Linked DNA regions of Homo sapiens: region 2 is linked to region 1. Evidence: chromatin loops called from intact Hi-C (ENCODE). Cell type or tissue: psoas muscle. All regions are shown on one strand.

Evidence for each region. Hi-C counts contacts between places; a loop is a spot of excess contacts. Peaks named below come from ENCODE experiments on the same cell type or tissue, not always from the same donor. Only the 100,000 strongest peaks of a DNase experiment are listed, where the experiment ranks them.
Region 2: a loop joins it to region 1, with 2.6 times the contacts of the local background. A loop is called at or near these places in 2 of 110 quality-filtered maps.

What each region holds. Positions count from the first base shown.
Region 1 is chr12:122,503,037-122,505,536 of GRCh38, forward strand. It overlaps RSRC2 (arginine and serine rich coiled-coil 2), which reads right to left. Exons shown (of 10, transcript NM_023012.6): 10 at 418-2,500. The coding sequence ends at 2,491. Among named protein-coding and RNA genes, the nearest start is that of ZCCHC8, 3.4 kb to the left of the region's middle. RefSeq lists a silencer at 1,033-1,233. In psoas muscle, no CTCF peak of the experiment used is centred here; a DNase peak (open chromatin) is centred at 1,538; H3K27ac peaks cover 274 bases.
Region 2 is chr12:122,332,629-122,335,128 of GRCh38, forward strand. CLIP1 (CAP-Gly domain containing linker protein 1) reads right to left here. Exons shown (of 26, transcript NM_001247997.2): 13 at 2,020-2,077; 14 at 1,399-1,482; 15 at 359-515. Among named protein-coding and RNA genes, the nearest start is that of CLIP1-AS1, 62 kb to the right of the region's middle. In psoas muscle, no CTCF peak of the experiment used is centred here; a DNase peak (open chromatin) is centred at 1,103.

The sequences.
Region 1 (2,500 bases):
GAACCCAGGAGACAAAGGTTGCAGTGAGCTAGGATCATGCAACTGCACTCCAGCCTGGGCAAAAGAGTCTCTCACAAAAAAAAAAAAAAGAAAAAAAGAAAAAAAAATTCTGCATGTAAGTGGACCCTAAAGTTCAAACCCATGTGTTCAAGGGACAACTGTAATTTCATCTTTTAATTATTTGCATTTGGCTACTCAAAAAAGAAATTGAAATAAAATACTTAGGCCAGGCACTGTGGCTTCACACCTGAATCCCAGGTAGCACTTTGGGAGGCTGAGATGATGCAGATCATTTGAGGCCAAGAGTGGGAGACCAGCCTGGCCAACAGCCTGAGAACCCCATCTCAGGTACATTGTCATGGGCCTTTGGTGCCAGCTACTCAGGGGAGTGAGGTGGGAAGATCACTTGGACCAATATACATATACACACATATTTTATTGGACAGTGCTGCTCTAGATGAGCAAAGTACAGGCTGTATCACTCATCATGTATGGTCAGCTCCTAAAATAACTGTAGACACACAGGAAGCTTTTGCGTCCACACTGCCTTAGAAGGTCATGAACATTTTTAATAAGATTGATTTAAAAAGGCAGAGCTTAATTGAAAAATGTTGATGATCACGAAATGAAGGATCCATAGTGTCATTTCCTTAGAAGGCTTAGATTTGTCACTGAAACACGGTGAAAAGCCATTTTGCCATAGAATTTCTGTGCTCTGGGAAAATGAAAGGTTTATTAAAGTACATTAAAAATCTTACAATCTGGCTAGGTGAAGTGGATCACACCTGTAACCCCATCACTTTGGGAGCCCTGAGGTGGGAGGATTGCTTGAGGCCAGGAATTCAAGACCAACCTGGGCAACGTAACAAGACCTTGTCTTTATAAAAAATTAAAAACAAGCTAGGTGTGTTGGTGAGCACCTGTGGTCCCAGGTACTCAAGAGGCTGAGGTGGGAGGACTGCTTGAGCCTGGGGGAGCCTGCTGCAATGCACTGCACTCCAGCCTAGGACAGAAAGCAAAAAAAAAGAAAACACCCCATTACTTCATTTTCATGTATAAAAAAAATACCTAATGAGCAAGTTGGCAAGACTTAATTCCAGCTTTTAAAATAAGGCTGTCAATCTTATTCCTGTAGTCTTCCCTGATTGTAATGTGCTCTCATTCTGTGATGTTTTCCAAAGGATTTTTCAAAGGAAAGCCAAACCTTATTACTTTGCTGTAACTGAAGTAAATTAACTTCAAGTTTTGCAGGCCCCCCCCACCCCTTGGCTCCAGATTTATGTTCAATCTAGTAACAAAACATTTTCTAGGCTGGCTGCAGTGGCTCACGCCTATAATCCCGGCACTTTGGGAGGCTGAGGAGGGTGGATCACCTGAGGTCAGGAGTTCAGGACCAGCCTGGCCAACATGGTAAAACCCCACCTCTACTAAAAATACAAAAATTAGCTGGGTGCGGTGGTACGCCTGTAATCCCAGTTACATGGGAGGTGGAGGTGGGAGAATTGCTTGAACCTGGGGGGCAGAGGCTCTGGCAGTGAGCCGAGATTGTGCCACTGCACCCAGTTTAGGCAACAGAGCAAGATCCTGTCTCAAAAAAACAAACAAAAAAAATTTCTAATATTTTAATATTTTATAGTCTATGCTGGAGAAGACTTCAAAGGGATAATGAGCAAAAAGCATGCAAAGAACTTGTTATAAGGCACTTTATTAAAATAAAAGTGCTTACATCCCTTTAATGCATTAATCTATCTCCTGAATAACACATGTAATATTTGACAAATACTGAATACCAAGTCTGTCCCTTATAATAGGAAAACATACTATTTTAGTAAGTTTTCTCCTTCCACCTTTTACATTTTTGCTCACCACGGTATTGACTGTAGTATAGTTAACTGGCCTTAAAAAGGGTGGTGGGGAGGGGATTTCTAGCTAGTGTTTTCTAACAGCAATTGCCAAATGCTACAGAAACTATAAAACAAATTCAAAGAAACATCCCAGGTAACTTAAATTAACACCAGTTTTGAGAAAACCATTTTTATTATCATTACCACCCAGCTTATCTGTGCTGGATTATGTACCAAATGGCCAGATCTTCTAAAGAACATCTACATAACATTTCTTTCATGTTTCAAGAGATGAAAATAACTGTACAAGGTTAAGTACAAAAGTACACAAGACAGCGGACACGAAAAAATCCATGTATGAGATTTTATCCCCACCTGCAGCTTTTATATATTTGAAAAGTAGAATTCATGAACTAAAAAATATTATCCTTCTATAGTCCTGTCAAGTTTAATGGAAGTGGGTTTAACCTGATTACAACACTAACACCAGTATCACTGATCTGATATTTACAAAAATTTGTATTTTTCAATAAATTAAAGTCAATGCAACACCCATGCAAGCTAGAGTGCTAGCTGTTTGGTGAACAAGGACGTGACATCAGAACAAGAAGTCTATAAGTCCCAAACTTTACAAGTGTGATCATTTTCAAACTGCA
Region 2 (2,500 bases), 170 kb before region 1:
CAGGTTGGCCTCGAACTCCTGACCTCAAGTGATCCGCCCACCTCGGCCTCTCAAAGTGCTGGGATTACAGGCATGAGCCACCGCACCCGGCCTTATTATCTTTTCTTTACAAGTCACCAAAAGGTCTATAAATAGTATTGTATTCCTTAATTCTGTTGTTCTTGACAAGTAAGATAGGTAAAATCCATTTTAGAAGGTTAAATAGTTGATTCAAGGACACAATGAGGTAATAACAGAAAAGAACAGAGACGGGAAACTTTAAAACGTAACAATCCTAAACATTTTGTCTCCCCTCCCACCTAGAGCTTGCCGCAGAGCCTAACCTAAGGTCAGCACTCTTTTCAACAGTCACATATACCTTTCTTTCAGACGTAATTCATCGTTCATTTTTGTCAGCTGAGAAGAGTTATCTCCTGACATCTTCATTATTTCTGCAATGTCATTTTCCAGTTTTTCCTTTGCCTTTATCAGCTGCTCTTCTCTCTCATCTTTCTCTCTAAATTTTGCCTCCATATCTAAATATATAGAGAAAAAAAGAATAGCACGGCTGTGTTATATCAACAAAAACTGACTGAGTGTATTCTTGCTCTGGTAATATTTTCACACAGCAATTCTTGTCCTCATAAAAATCACATTCTAGTGAAGAAGGCACACAATAAGCAAGATAACGAAAATAAATCATATAATTAATAGCGGTAAGTGCTAAGAGGAAGGAAAATAAATGCAGGCAAAGGAGCTGGGAAGGAGGTTAGAATCTCAGATGGGGCTTCCCTGAGGTGCTGACATTTCAGGGAAAACCTGAAGGAAGTGAGGGAATGGGGAAAAGCAAGTGCACAGGCTCTGAGAAAGGAACACCCACCACGTCTGAGCACCACAAGGAGGCTGAAGTGGTTGGAGTGGAATGAACAGGGGAAGGGGGTCCCAGATGAAATCCGAGAGATAATAGGGCCTGATCGTGTAAGGATCACGGCTTTCCCTGAGTGGGATGGGAGTCACTGGATGACCTTGAGGAGAGGAGCGACATGATCTGACTTCGTATTAAAAGGATTGCTGTGGCTGCTGTGTTGAGAACAGACCGAAGCCGGCACAGGCAGCAGCAGTGAGCCCCAAGGGTCAGCTGTCAGGGTAGCTCAGATGAAAGATGGCCGTTGGCTTGGAGCAAGGATAGCAGTGGGAGTGGTGAGATGTGGTAGATTCTGGCTCTTGTGAAAACAGAGCAAAGAGGACTTGCTGGAGGTTACAGATCTCAAACAAGTATTTCATCACATTGTTATATCACCATGATGAGTGAAGAGGCTATGCCTGAATAGTACATTTGTTATGTAACATACTACAACTGTCTCGAATACGGGAAAGCCTACTGTATTTAATGTTTAGTCACCAGAGATGTCTTCTTACCTGCTAAGTTTTCTCTCAGCTTCTCCAAGTCAGAAGACAGCATGTTAAACTGTTCCTCCTTTTGGTGTAACTTATTTACAGTTTCTATTTAGGATAAAAGTTAGAAGTTTAATATGTTTCATATTTAATAAGCTATCTGGAGCTTGGCTGTCTTACAACCCAGTCAAATATTATGCTCAAGAGATCTGAGAACACAGGAATACTAAAAAGTCCCCTTACAAATCACATGGCTGTGTCCAGCCTGAAAGAAGCAGGTCTGCCGCTGTCTCTGGCCTCCCTGAATCAGTACTTCAGACAGGCATCAGGCCCTTTCCACTCATCTCTCTTTCCTCCTTCCAGTTAAAACTCAATAAAGCTATCAATGATGAAAGCATAAATAACACTCTTCCCAGGAATACTTACATTTTAATACAGAACAAGCCTTAAGCTAAAAGAAGAAAAAATTGGGAGTTTGAGGCTTCAGGAAACCAATGGAAGCCAGTCTTTCTGAGCACGGCAGGAACTTCCAGGAGAGTGAAATTAGGCTACGAGCAGTGTAACTCTGTGCACTCCACAGGTCAGCTCCAGTATGAAAGAATGATATTTTTTAAAGCAATCTGCACACGCTCTGGTAAGACATACCTTGCATACTTCTCTGAACAGAGACTGCCTCCTCTGAAGCTTCAGCAAACTTTTCTTTCTAAAGAAAAAGAATGAGAGATTCTGAACAGAAAGATTTCAAATTGTAAAGACAAGAAGTTTCTATCAATTATAACTACGATACTGTCTACTTTTTGTTGCTGGTCTTGTTTTATTAAAACTAATACACCTCAAACATATGACACCAATTACTACATGTGGGTCATAAACATGTGCATGTATACACACAAAAGAGTGCAGTTTGCATGTGTGTGTATGGACATGTGGGAAGGCAGGTTCACCAGCATGCCCATGTAGGCATGTTCGTACTTAGGTAAGTACATGCATGTGCGTGTATACATAGGGTGCACGTGCATGCTTCATGTTGCCACCTCTCAAACAGCAGACCTTCTCTTCAGAAATCTGTGTGAAATGGTGAACAAAGCTCTGAAGTTTGTTATTTCTGAGAGTAATCTAATATCTT